2 separate regions of the Homo sapiens genome follow, and region 2 is linked to region 1. Evidence: chromatin contacts called from ENCODE Hi-C or POLR2A ChIA-PET data. All regions are on one chromosome and are shown on one strand. Each heading gives the region's core, a stretch centred on a gene start or an enhancer-like site at or near the end of the contact. The rest is flanking DNA. Distances are from core to core; before and after follow the strand shown. Region 1 overlaps UBE2H (ubiquitin conjugating enzyme E2 H). Region 2 overlaps UBE2H-DT (UBE2H divergent transcript).

Evidence for each region. A loop is a pair of places that touch in the nucleus more often than their neighbours do. ChIA-PET counts read pairs that join two places held with the same protein, here RNA polymerase II (POLR2A). Pooled maps may share reads with other maps.
Region 2: a map with no recorded cell type shows a loop between it and region 1 (5-fold over the local background). The contact joins two enhancer-like sites. A Hi-C loop is called at or near these places in 5 of 168 maps with a recorded cell type or tissue (B cell, CD4-positive, alpha-beta T cell, CD8-positive, alpha-beta T cell and 2 more), 17 of 37 single-sample maps with no recorded cell type and 12 of 50 pooled maps. POLR2A ChIA-PET finds 5 or more read pairs at or near these places in 10 of 52 experiments (AG04450, B cell, GM12878 and 7 more).

Annotation. Positions count from the first base shown.
Region 1 is chr7:129,921,802-129,929,251 of GRCh38, forward strand. The region is part of intron 1 of UBE2H (ubiquitin conjugating enzyme E2 H); the gene reads right to left. Among named protein-coding and RNA genes, the nearest start is that of UBE2H, 27 kb to the right of the region's middle. Within about 2 kb of position 2,198, at least 4 of the 41 ENCODE cell types and tissues checked have a DNase peak (open chromatin) inside an H3K27ac peak, as active enhancers do; they include GM12878, where a contact is called at or near this core.
Region 2 is chr7:130,007,085-130,013,864 of GRCh38, forward strand. UBE2H-DT (UBE2H divergent transcript) reads left to right here. Exons shown (of 4, transcript XR_007060520.1): 3 at 1,792-2,017. Among named protein-coding and RNA genes, the nearest start is that of ZC3HC1, 41 kb to the right of the region's middle. RefSeq lists enhancers at 1-415, 1,520-1,599, 1,700-1,769, 1,857-2,356, 2,153-3,352 and 1 more. Within about 2 kb of position 2,472, at least 22 of the 41 ENCODE cell types and tissues checked have a DNase peak (open chromatin) inside an H3K27ac peak, as active enhancers do; they include GM12878, where a contact is called at or near this core.

The DNA.
Region 1 (7,450 bases), core at 948-3,447:
TTTGTCTAATTACTGTTGTTTAAAATGTAAAAATACAGGCTTTCTTTCTTTGAAAGTGGCTAGACAAAACATCTCACCATTTCAATATTTCCTCTATGGATATTACATGATATAATTGAAGTTACTATTAATATCCTCTGGTGTGATAATGGTACTGTGTTTATGTAAGAAAAGTCCTTATTCTTTTTTAATTTTTTTTTTTTAGACAGTCTCACTTTGTCACCCAGGCTGGAGTGCAGTGGCACGATCTCGGCTCACTGCAACCTCTGCCTCCTGGGTTGGAGCAATTCTCCTGCCTCAGCCTCCTGAGTAGCTGAGACTACAGGTGTGCACCAGCCACCACGCCTGGCTAATTTTTGTATTTTTAGTAGAGATGGGTTTCTGCCATGTTGGCCAGGCTGGTCTTGAACTCCTGACCTCAGGTGATCCACCCACCTCAGCCTCCCAGAGTGCTAGGATTACAGGCATGAGCCACCGTGCCTGGCCTTTTAATTTTTATTTTGAGATGGAGTCTTGCTCTGGCACCCAGGCTGGAATGCAATGGCATGATCTCGGCTCACTGTAACCTCTGCCTCTTGGGCTCAAGTGATTCTCCTGCCTCAACCTTCTGAGTAGCTGGGATTACAGGCAGACGCCATCACGCCTGGCTAATTTTTGTAGAGATGGGATTTCAACATTTTGGCCATGCTGGTCTCGAACTCCTGACCTCAAGTGATCCACCCGCCTCGGCTTCTCAAAATCCTGAGGTTACAGGCATGAGCCACTGTGCCCAGAAAAACAGTCCTTATTCTTTGAAGATGCATGTTAAAGTATTTACACTGAAGTCTCACAGTATTTGCAAATTATAAATGGCTCAGCCAAAAATATGAGATAGCAAATATAGCAAAATATTGAGTCTACATAGTAGGGTGGTATACAGATATTTATTTATACTATTCTAATTATATGTATCTGAGTTATTTTGTTTTAGAGATGGGGATCTTGCTATATTGCCCAGACTGACTTGAACTCCTGGGCTTAAACGATCCTCCAGCCTCAGCCTCCCAAGTAGCTGGGACTACAAGTGCACACACAGTGCCTGGCTTGTATCTGAGATTTTTCTTTTTTTTCTTTTTTTTGAGAAGGAGTCTCGCTCTGTCGCCCAGGTTGGAGTGCAGTGGCATGATCTCGGCTCACTGCAAGCTCCGCCTCCCAGGTTCATGCTATTCTCCTGCCTCAGCCTCAGAGTAGCTGGGATTACAGGCACCCGCCACCAAGCCCAGCTAATTTTTTGTATTTTTAGTAGAGACAGGGTTCCACCGTGTTAGCCAGGATGTTCTCAATCTCCTGACCTCGTGATCCACCCGCCTCGGCCTCCCAAGTGCTGAAAGAAAAATTTCCAGTCCATAACTGTTAAACAAGAAACTTAATATTGCCATTATTATGCAATTCAATCTGAATTACCCTTATCAACTAACTTCCAAAATAAAATAAAGTTTTACCTGCTTTTCGTAAGTTTGGTTTTATTCACAACTATGTGGCAGCTAAAATAAAGATCTACAGTCATATCCATGTTAAAGGCCTACTACTATATTTTAACCAATAAATATTACTACCAACCCAGAGTTTGTTCTGCAATATCATTAATCATAATTTGAAGCAGCCCTCTCTTGCTATGGACAAGCTTAGACACTTTTTATGTGACTAGAAGTTATATAGTAATTTAGAAAATCATAAAACTGATAACCAATTTCCTCAATAACATTTCCAAGTAATAAGCCAAATTTAGGTTAAAGAATCTATAACACCTTGGCCAGATGTGGTGGCTCACACCTGTAATCTCAGGTAGGAGAGGTTCTAAAACATGGAAGCTTTCTGAAACCTATTGTTCATAATGCCAGGGATCAGGAACAGTGATGGAGAAATTTACTGGGTTGAAATTACAAAATTATTTGAAATAATTCTCACAAGGGCCTGTCCCATCCACTAAGCCATACTGTCTCTCTAGATGTATTCCACATGAAAAACAAAACTGAAACAAGACACGAGGGAACTGTAAGTTTCCATCAAGTGAACAAATAGATACTCTCACTCCACAGGATAGAATCAGAAGACATTCTTAACTAGCTCCCCATATTGGACAAGGGCCATTAACATCTTGACTCAACTCTACCATCCGTAACAACAGCAAAAACTGATTCATTCACAGAGTAGGCCAAAGTCTGACCTCAGCAGGGCAAACAAAGCATTTGAATTATTAGATAAGCAGATTATGAACACTGGATAGCATTTTAATAATTATACCTTCAGGATGGGCATGGTGGTTCACACTTGCAATCCTAGCACTTCAGGAGGCCAAAGTAATAGGATCACTTGAGCCTGGGAGTTAGAGATCAGCCTGGGCAATATAGTGAGACCCTGTCTCTACAAAAACATTTGTTTAAAATTATACTTTCACAATACTCCATCTAATTCCAGGGATCCATTTCTAGAAATGAAAGGATAACAACACATCATTACTAATGGCGTAAGACTGAGACTTTTCCTAGTTAACATTAACACAGGTTTCTGAATGTGAAATATTTCACTGCCACATTTTAAAATTCCAAATGAAGGTGTTAAAAGGTTTTCTACTTTGAACTTCTAAAAAAGCCCTAGTAAAAATTCATACCAAGAAGGTAATAAATTGCAGAATTTATCTAGTTTTACTGTGCATATTTCTCTGCAAAGAGAATAAGATTCAAAATGAGATTTTATGTCATAACTCTATCTTCAATTCTGTATTCCCTAGAAGGCAATACCAGGTATACATATGGTTGTGAAGGCCTTTTACATTCACACACACACACACACACACACACACACACAGAAAATAAGAGTTGCATGTATAATGTCTACATATAAAATCAGAATATTCAAGTTGGAGAGACTTAAAATCATCTAAACCAACTCCTTATTTGATAGATAAGGACACAGATAACCCAAGAAGGAAGTGAAAGCCCCAAGGTCTCTGAGCCGCACAGAGCCAAGGACGAAAGCCCTGGACGGTCCTCCAGGCAGTCTCCTTTCCTCCCAACACTCTGCCTCTCCTCTACCAACCTTCAACCACCGCTGAACTCCCAAATCAGGTCCTCTGAGTTAAAGGTTGAGGGTACAAGCTAAACTATGAATAAAAAAAAAAAAGTTTAACTTTTTGTTTTCCTTTAATGCTCAAGGTAAGTAATTTTATCACATAAGCCCAGTCCCCCAGCAAAGCAGAACCCGAAAGACATAAGATATTCACAAATGGCCAGGCACGGTGGTTCACGCCTATAATCCCAGCACTTTGGGAGGCCAAGGTGGGTGGATCACGAGGTCAGGAGTTCAAGACCAGCCTGGCCAAGATGGAGAAACCCCGTCTCTACTAAAAATACAAAAATTAGCTGGGCGTAGTGGCGAGCTCCTGTAATCCCAGCTACTCGGGAGGCTGACGAAGAGAATTGCTTGAATCCAGGAGGCAGAGGTTGCAGTGAGCCAAGATTACGCCACTGCACTCCAGACTGGGCAACAGAGCAAGACTCAGTCTCGAAAAAAAAAAGATATTCATAAACAAAAATTCACGGTGTTCTCCAGGTGGAAAAAAAACAAGAAAAAAATAAAATCCACAATGTGGGACAGTTCATGGGAGCTAGGCCTATACAATAATGCTCCCAAATATGTAAATGAAAGAAAAAAGCGAAACAACATTCACTGTGAAAGACACTGTACGTGATCCAACCCAGTATCCATTCTCTCCTTCTTACTATCAAAACCCCGATTGTATTCAGGGCAGTCAAAGAGCCTTGTTTCCCAGCCTTTCTTGCAACGAGACACTTCTAGCTCAGGATGATCAGGGCAATGTGTAGGGAGGGACACTCAGAAAAGTTCCTTTGGTCATTGGAGGAGGGGAATAGTCTCAGCTAGCTCTTAGCCTTCTGCCTATTCACCCCTTTCTTCCTCCCACTGCATGAAACAGTGACGTGATGGCAGAAGCGATGCCTTTAAGATTAAGTAATGCACTGAAGAGGGCTGGGAATACACACTGCGGCAATCTGGATTCCCTGATGACATGAAGCCCGCCCTTATCTGCCTCCCTAACTTACCATCACAACTACATTATTCCAGAACTGTTACTACCAGCCAACTACAATTCCTAACTGATCTGTCCAGTAAGCAATTACATGCTAAATACATTCACATACATTTCATATAAAATAACCTCAAAACAAATTATAAGTATTTCCTTCCTTTTTCGGTTGAGGAAACCAAGGCAAAGAGATAACAAATCCAATCTGTGACTGAAGCCTATAGTTATTCCACTGTATTTTACTTCTTCAAATGTCACACATCTGAAAAAGTCTATGATTTTTTCTTTTCAAGATAAAGGGTCTTGCTCTGTTGCCCAGGCTGGTCTGAAACTCCTGGCCTCGGCCCGGCACAGTGGCTCATGCCTGTAATCCCAGCACTTTGGGAGGCTGAGGTGGGTGGATCACCTGAGGTCAGGAGTTCGAGACCAGCCTGACCAACATGGAGAAACCCCTTCTCTACTAAAAATACAAAATTAGCCCAGTGTGGTGGCACATGCCTGTAATCCCAGCTACTCAGGAGGCTGAGGCAGGAGAATCGCTTGAACCCAGGAGGCAGAGGCTGCAGTGAGCTGAGATCACACCATTGCACTCCGCCTGGGCAACAAGAGCTAAACTCCGTCTCAAAAAAAAAAAAAGAAAAAAGAAACTCCTGGCCTCGAGTGATTCTCCCACCTCAGCCTCCTGAGTCGCTGAAATTACAGTCATGAGCCACCTGAAAAAGCAGAGGCATTTCAAAAAATTATCTCAATCATTCTCATATAATGTGCCACAAATCCATTCACTGTCTTCTAATTCATTAAAACCCTGCCAACCATGATTGGATTTCAACCTGTGAGTAAATTCTTTACCAAGAGTCCTCCTCTGGCTGACTGATAAGTGATCACACCTCCAGAAAAGTATCAGGTATGGCCCTACTGGTTGCAGAGTGTCAGATCATAAAAAGCTCAGCCCCTTCTCCATACAGCAGCCCACATAATCTTGGTCACAAACGCCACGCTCTAGTACATACTAGTACATATGTACTTAACAGTAACTTATTTACAACCTGATTCTTTAATCAAGATAACCTACCAACCGCCTCATACCTCATGAGTGCCCTCTTGCTCATCTATCTCCTGTCTCTATGACATTCTGCTTCCACCAGGAAGCCTTCTCTGATAGACTCAACTCTGTGCTTTTCCAAGGCCCTATTCTCCTTTTTAAAACGTACTTCTAAGGATGCCTAGGCTTTTTATTCATACACTATCTTCATAACTCCATGTAATGGTCCTATTATTTTTATACAGAATAAAACAGAGACACTAAAATGTTAATAATAGAATTCAGTAACTTTTTTAAGAAACCTATTAGAAATTTAAAAATGTGGGCAACTTCGCCAGGTGCGGTGGCTCATGCCTGTAATCCCAGCACTTTGAGAGGCAGAGGGGGGTGGATCACAAGGTCAGGAATTCAAGACCAGCCTGGCCAAGATCGTGAAACCCCGTCTCTACTAAAAATACAAAAATTAGCCGGGCGTGGTGGTGGACTCCTGTAATCCCAGCTACTTGGGGAGGCTGAGGCAGAGAATTGCTTGAACCCTGGAGGCAGAGGTTGCAGTGAGCCGAGATTGCGCCACTGCACTCCAGCCTGGCTGACAGAGCGAGACTCCGTCTCAAAAATAAAAACACAACAAAAAAATGTGGGCAACAAATAAATGGATAAAATGTGGTATGTAATACACTATATATGAATACTATTCAGCCATAAAAAAATTAAAACCACATCTTATAATTCCCAGCATCATGGATGAGTTTAGGGGACATTACGTTAAGTAAAATAAAGCAGGCACGCAAAGACATGTATCGCATATTCTCACTCATACGTGGGAGCTAAAAAAGTTAATTTCATAGAAATGGAGCAGAATAGTGGTTACTAGAGTCTGGTGGGGAGGTAGCCAGAGATCGGTTAACAAATACCAAATTACAGATAGATAAGAGAAATAAGTCTTAGTGTGCATTCGAAGGTGACCATAATTAACAATTTATTGTAGCTGAGCGCAGTGGCTCACACCTGTAATTCCAGCACTTTGGGAGGCGGGTCAGTTGAGCCCAGGAGTTTAAAACCAACCTGGGCAACATGGCGAAATACCATCTCAAAATTAAAAAAAAAAAAAAAAAAAAAATTTGGCTGGGCTCAGTGGCTCACGCCTGTAATCCCAATACTTTGGGAGGCTGAGGCAGGCGGATCATGAGGTCTGGGGTTCAAGACCATCCTGGCCAACACGGTGAAACCCTGTGCCTACTAAAAATACAAAAAAGAGCCAGGCATGGTGACACGTGCCTGTAGTCCACTTGGGAGGCTGAGGCAGGAGAAGTGCTTCAACTCCAGCCTGGCGACAGAGCAAGTCTCTGTCTCAAAAAAACAAAAATAAAAACAAAAAACAAACACAACTTATGGCCAGGCACGGTGGCTCATGCCTGTAATCCCAGCACTTTGGGAGGCCAAGGCAGGTGGATCATTTGAGGTCAGGAGTTCAAGACCAGCCTCGCCAACATGGTGAAACCTCGTCTCTACTAAAAATACAAAAATTAGCCGGGTGTGGTGGCACACACCTGTAATCCCAGCTACTCAGAAGCCTGAGGCAGAAGAATTGCTTGAACTCGGGAGGTGGAGGTTGCAGTGAGCCGAGATTGCACCAATGCACTCCAGCCTGCGCGACAAAGCGAGACTCCGTCTCAAAAATAAATAAATAAATAAAAACAAATATTTTGTCTTTTCAAATAACTAGAAGAGTGGATTTTGGATGTTCCCAACACAAAGAAGTGATAAATAAGGTGACAGATATGCCCAATTTGATCATTACACATTGAATACATCTATAGAAGTATCACTGTATGCCATAAATATGTCAATTAAAACTAAATATATATATACATATATAAAGAGGAGAAAATCAACAATATGGTTAAACAGAAAAAAGGCTCTGCATATTAAAAAAGATACACAAATATGAGTTTTACACTTTGTTTTAAAAGACTTGAATTCTAGCATTGAAATCTAGTTTTCTTGCTTGAAATAAAGATAACTGCTTTATGAATAGAATATTCCAACAATGAGTGCACTGTCAATTGCCCAGAGTCAATTAAGTGCCTGATAAGAGTAACATTTAGGGGCCAGGCACGGTGGCTCACGCCTGTAATCCCAGCACTTTGGGAGGCCGAGGCAGGCGGATCACCTGAGGTCGGGAGTTTGAGACCAGCCTGAACAACATGGAGAAACCCCGTCTCTACTAAAAATACAAAATTAGCTGGCGTGGTGGCACATGCCGGTAATCCCAGCTACTTGGGGGGCCGAGGCAGGAGAATCACTTGAATCCAGGAGGCAGA
Region 2 (6,780 bases), core at 1,222-3,721, 86 kb after region 1:
TTGCTTCCAACCCACAGCCTAGGTGCCTGGCAGCCTGATTCTCAGGGCATTCTTCTGTGGTCCTTGGCTCTCCATGCTGCCTCTGTCTTCTGCTCTTACCCTGTTCTTGACTCAGGTGCCAGCCACCTTTCCCACCTGGAGGAGCACCCCCCCATGCCCAAACCAAGTTATACCTCATGTGGGGGGTGTGAGAGAGAGTTTCAAACTTCTTCCAAAGGTTCTTTGACATGTTCTGAACGTCTTAATGTTGTTCTGAACATTAGATACTTGTTAATACCCCACTGGACAGATAAAGAGACTGAACGCCAGGTGCGGTGGCTCATGCCTGTAATCCCAGCACTTTGGGAGGGTGAGGTGGGCGGATCGTTGAGCACAGGAGTTTGAGACCAGCCTGGGCAACATGGTGAGACCTTGTCTCTACAAAAAAAAAAAAACAAAAACAAAGATAAAGGGACTGAAATGGAAACTGACTTGCCCAAGGTCAGTTACCAGGGTGGGGCACCCAGATAGCCAGGCTCCCTATTCCAGCTCGGGCCTCCCCAACGCCAGGTCACCACCTCGTGCTGAGCACTGAGCACACATAGCTTGCATATCCCAAGTCCCCTAGGACAGTCTTCTTTTTTTTTTTTTTTGAGACAGAATCTCACTCTTGCTTAGGCTGGAGTGCAGTGGTACGATTTCGCCTCACTGCAATCTCCGCCTCCCAGGTTCAGGCGATTCTCCTGCCTCAGCCTCCTAAGCAGCTGGGATTACAGGTGCATGCCACCATGCCTGGCTAATTTTTGTATTTTTAGTAGAGATGGGGTTTCACTCTGTTGGCCAGGCTGGTCTCGAACTCCTGACCTCAAGTGATCTACTTGCCTTGGCCTCCCAGGATTACAGGTGTGAGCCACCACGCCCGGTCAGTACTGTTTTATGATGGCTCTTTAGTACTCCTTGGAGGAACAGAGCCACCTTCTTAGGCCTGTGGGATCACTACCTTAAAACACTGCTTCCTGTGCCTCCTGTCCCCACCCATGGGCGTCCCCTTCTGGCCTTCTTGGGTGCCCTTGCCAACTATGCCACAAATGGTCCCTCCAGTAGAAAGCCCCTCAAGGGCCAGAAGGGGCAGGGGACTTTCATTCTCATTTTTTACACCTTTTAAAAAAGTATTTTCTTTTTTTTTTTTTTTTTTTTTGAGACAGAGTCTCGCCTTGTCGCCCGGGTTGGAGTGCAGTGGCACAATCTCGGCTCACTACAACCTCTGCCTCCCAGGTTCAAGCGATTCTTCTGCCTCAGCCTCCCAAGTAGCTGGGATTACAGGCACACGCCACCATGCCCAGCTAATTTTTGTATTTTTAGTAGAAACAGGGTTTCACTATGTTGGCCAGGCTGGTCTCAAACTCTTGACCTCATGTGGCCCACCCACCCTGGCCTCCCAGAGTGCTAGGATTACAGACGTGAGCCACTGCTCCCGGCCTGAAAAAGTATTTTCTAATTTTATTAGTATTTTAAAACTTGGTACTGTGAAACATAGCACCTATTTTGTTCCTCATTTCACTTTGGAAAACCCCCAGGTTGAGTTAGTGGGAGTTGAGCCCAGTCACTGTTGACCGGCTGCATGGGCCTGGGCAGTGCTGAGACTTGGCAAGAGAGCCCAGGGCCCCCTGAGGACCAGTGGGGCACAGAGAGTGGCTACGGGTGTAGCATGGGATGGAGGAGAGGGAGAAGCTGCTGCCCGGTCCATCTCTGATTCGTGGAGCTGATTTTCCAAACACTCTAAGGCCTCGGTTCACATTCTGTTTCCCACAGAGGAGGCTCTGCGTCTCTGAACTGTTGTCAGGCCCCACCAGGCTCTTCACTGTTTGGAGCCAGATCTACGGAGCCAAACTGCCTTGACCTGCTTTCTGAGGAGGGGACAGGCAGCAAGTGCCGGACCTAGCCAGATTCAGCCCGCAGAAGGTGTTCCAGACTCCAAGCAGCCTGCTGGCCTAGCTCCAGGCCCAGGTGGCTGCAGACTCCACAATGGGTGACTCAGGTAAGCTGTGCTGGACAAACAAGCCAGTGTTCTCAGCCCAGCAGGGTGATGCCTGTCATAAGCTTTCCTGTCGTCATTGTACCGCCATTTCCTGAGGGTGGCCTTGCCAGGCCCGGAGCCAGGGTCCATGGAGACTGGTAGGAATGTGGTTATCTTGGTTTATGTCTTGTTGCCAAGGTGCTTCCCAATGCTTCTAAAGCTGGGCTTGGCGCTGATCCACCAGCACCTGTGCTGTCTGATGGTGGCATGGAGGCCGCTGGGCTGAAAGAGGCCTACTGAGACCACAGACAGTCTGGTGAGGAGATACTGGTATGTGTCTTTCTCATGATCCTAACACCTATAGTTTTGGTGCTCCCTTCCTTCAGGAGTCCCAAAAGACCAGGCAAGCTGGAGACACTTGGCCAGAGAGGCAACTGGGCTTAAACAGCCAGCTTAAACAAACAGCTACTATTTCCTGAGCACTTCTCATGTGCCAGGCACTGCTCTAAGCACTTCACATATGCCAATGAATTCTCAAAACATTCCTGTGACACAGCTACTAGTATTATCCCTAATTTACAGATGAGGAAGCTGAGGCTGAGTCATAGGTTCAGAAACACACAGCTGGTGACCAGTGAATCCAGGATCTGTACCCAGGCTATGGAACCTAGAGCCTGCTAGATCCACCTGCCAAGCTACCTGACCTAGAGCTGGTGTTTTTTTTTTTGTCCCCCTTTATTTTTCTTTTTTATAAACAAGGTGTCTTGCTCTGCCACCCAGACTGGAGTTCAGTGGTGCAATTATAGCTCACTGCAGTCTCGAACTCCTGGGCTCAAGCGATCCTCCCACTTCAGCCTCCCTAGTATAATGGGACTATAGGCACGTGCCACCACTTCTGGCTAGTGAGCTGGTGCTCCTAACTCTCACAGGGTACTGCCTCTCTTCTGCTCTGTCATGATGACTGTAGTGCAAGAAGGGGACTCAGCAAGAAGCCTCAGGATTCTAGGCGTGGCTCAGCCACAACCTGCTGTGTGATCTTGGCCTTCACTCCCCACTCTGGCCTTCAGACTCCTCAGGGATTAGACCAAGTAGTCTACAACTCTGCTTCCAGTTCTGTGGCTCTGACTCACGTGGAAACAGCAGTGGGGAAAGGCCCTATCCCTTAGCCCCACCGGAAGTGTCTACTGCTGATTACCAAGAACAGCCTCACGGGCTTTTGAGAAGGGCAGGGAGGATCAACTCCTGACCTGGTGACACTGATGGAGCAAAGCTGCTTCCCCACTCCACACCTCAGTTTCCCCACTCCTTCCAGTGGAGATAATGACCTCTGTGTGCTCAGTGCTACTGTGAGTCAGGGTTAATTAGCATTAGTCATAGACTTGGGAATCCTCACAAGAAAAGGGTCATCTGGTGGGTCTGGGCTGTGCCCTGGCTGTGATGAGACACCACTCATGCCCCTGTGAGTGTGTCATCATGCTTCATTAGTGGCTTGCCTAACTTTGCAGGTCGGCCCTGGGGTGGCCCAGCCCTGAGTGCGGGTGCTGAGATCAGCCAAAGGATGACACCTGGGGAGGGCTGCATGTGTCCCAGGGTGGCTGCCAATGGCTCACAGTCCCCTGGATTTCCCTTTCGGTTGACTTCCCATTCAATCGGGTTCTTATCATTGCTACTCGAGCCACTATTCCTGGATGCAAGGCCCCAACTCTGACCTTAAATTTAGAGGTTTTTTTTTCCTTCTCTGTCTCCTCAATAAATACCCATTCTCATTTCTGTCTCTCTGCTGACTGTTTCAATGCTTTCAGTTTCTTTCTGTTTCCATCACCGCACTTGGTAGAGCTTAAGTGGGGTTAGGGGAAAGACCCTGTAACAAAATAAGGACAAAGTAAGAATGATGATGTCTTGTGTTGGCAAGTCCAGCTAGGTAAGCCAGAAGTGGAACATGGGGGACATCTAGTGGCCGTAGTGGGTACTGCTAGCATTCTTGCCTGGCACCGAGGTCACATTCTTGAACTTTTTTTTTTTTTTTTTTTTTTTTTTTTTCTGAGACAGGGTCTTGCGCTATCTCCCAGGCTGGAGGGCAGTGGTGTGATCACAGCTCACGGCAGCCTTGACTTCCCAGGCTTAAGGGATCCTCGCACCTCAGCCTCCTGAGGAGCTGGGACTACAGGTGCACGCCACCACACCTGGCTTTTTTTTTTTTTTTTTTTTTTGGTAGAGACGGGGTTTCCCTATGTTGTCTACTCTGGTCTTGAACTCCTGGGCTCAAACAATCTGCCTGCCTTGGCCTCCCAAAGTGCTGGGATTACAGGCATAAGCCATCACGCCTGGCCTCATACCTGAACTTGATTCTCAAGTTGGCTACAGTGACTTGCCCCAGCTCTTGGAGACTTGGGAGATGGCACGATCCTTAGGAGGGGAGATTTTCTTATCACTTAATAGCTGATAAATTGCATTTCCCTTGACATCTGGTTTCTCTGGATCTACAGAAGAAAGGTCTCAGGCTGGGCACGGTGGCTCACGCCTGTAATCCCAGCACTTTGGGAGGCTGAGGCGGGTGGATCCTTGAAGTCAGGAGTTCAAGACCAGCCTGGCCAACATGGTGAAACCCCATCTCTACTAAAAACACAAAAATTAGCTGGGCGGTAGTGGCATATGCCTGTAATCCCAGCTACTCAGGAGGCTGAGGGAGGAGAATTGCTTGAGCCTGGGAGGTGGAGGTTGCAGTGAGCCGAGATCCCACCACTGCACTCCAGCCTGGGCGACAGAGACCCTCCCTGTCTCAAAAATAAAAAAAGGAAAAAAAATCAGTCCAGCATGGTGGTGGGCACCTGTAGTTCCAGCTACTACGGAGGCTGAGGCAGAATCACTTGAACCCAGGAGGCAGAGGTTGCAGTGAGCTGAGATTGCAGTATTGCACTCCAGCCTGGGCAACAGAGCAAGATTGTCTCAAAACAAAAACAAAAACAAACAACCCAAGTAACAATGGAATTAAACATCGTCATGCATGTATAACTATGTCCTTGGTTAAAGGCAGGCAGTGGGGTCTGCCTTGGAGGCTGATGGGCTGAGTTTGAATCCCGGCCCTCACTTACTGGGCTGTGTGACCCTGAACAAAGTAATTAACTTATGCTTTTGTTTCCTCATTTGTAAAAATGGAACAGTAATTATACCTTCCTCATAGGACTGCTATGAGGCTTAAATAAGATAAAATGCTTAGACCAGTGCTTGGCAAACAATCTGTACTTACAAGTGATAGCTATTTGCAGCAGTAGTAAAATCAAGTTTCAGAGGTTCTCCTGCTCAAGACTGATTCCCCACATTTCAGTAGGAGGTAGACTCCAGCTGCAGTCTTGGTTTCGCTATCACTTTTTTTTTGAGATGCAGTCTCCCTCTGTCACCCAGGCTGGAGTGCAGTGGCGCGATCTCAGCTCACTGGAACCTCCGCCTCCCGGGTTCAAGTGATTCTCCTGCCTCAGCTTCCCAAATAGCTGGGACTCCAGGCACCCATCACCACGCTCGGCTAATTTTTGTATTTTTAGTAGAGATGAGGTTTCACCACGTTGGCCAGGCTGGTCTTGAACTCCTGACCTCAAGTGATCCGCACACCTCAGCCTCCCAAAGTGCTGGGACTATAGGTGTGAGGCACTGCACCTGGCCTTGGTATCACTTCTGATTGGCTCAAAACCCGTTGTGCCGTCAAGTTATTCTTGTGTGCCTTTCCTTCTGCTCCATTGGTTCTAGTTAGGTTGGACAAGACTGGCTAAGAAATGGACACAGAGGCTAAAAAGGATTTTCTTGTCTCTGTGATCCTGGCTTCCCCGTGAGAACTATGAAGGCCTTGGAGGTGAATCTTGAGTCCCTTCTAGGCTTCACATTTTCTGTTCCTACTACCATCCCTTTGAGGGCTGTTACTGACACACTATAGGAAACAATTTTCCTCCATATCTGCTTACTGGGATATCAATAGGTGGCTAATAGAAAGAAGTGAGTACAGAAAGCTGAAGAGTATGTTATTATAATGATCTGACTTGTTGGATAATCTCTGGATAAGTGACCAAATCTCCATGACCTACCTGTCCTACACAGAGGCCTTTGTATGTTCCTGTTTCCCTCTCTTCCTAATTGGCTTCAGCTATACAACAGTCAGTTCAACTAGAGAGGCACTGTGGCAAGAAAAACAATAACCACCACAGCTGTAGCCAAGGAGCAATGAGATAAAAGAGAGTATGGGATATAGATGGAATGAATGGTCTCTAATTAAAGGGTTTAAATGCAGCATTCACTTCTGAGGGCATGGGCCAACTGACCAGGATGGCAGCTGTATAAAGCCAAAGAAAACCTAGAATAGAAATAAAACTAAACATAGAAAGGAAAACTGAGGAGAAGGAAGTGTTTGTACTTTTGTCGATGGTCAAGCTGTGCGTGCAGCTGTTTTTATTGCTAAGATGGAATAGGATGGAAGGGATTCAGAAGTGGCTCTCAGGCACCCACAACCAGAAGAAGAGTATAAGTGAGGAAAGCCCCAAAGAGAATGCTCCACCTGTTAAGTCTATTAAAGTTGGCTGAAATCAAAAAGGAGCCAGGAGAAAGACTCTCTTCTGGGCACTAGTATCCCGTGAGTGGCTGCAAGATACTCCTTTCTACTGTGAGAGGGAGATCTCAACTTTGAGCTTGGGAAAGAAAACCATAGACTCACAGTGCTTGGAAGATATTCCCAGCTGTATCGTAATGGAAAGAACAGAAGCTGGGAAAGATGGATTTCAGTGTGGCTCTGCCTCATTCTA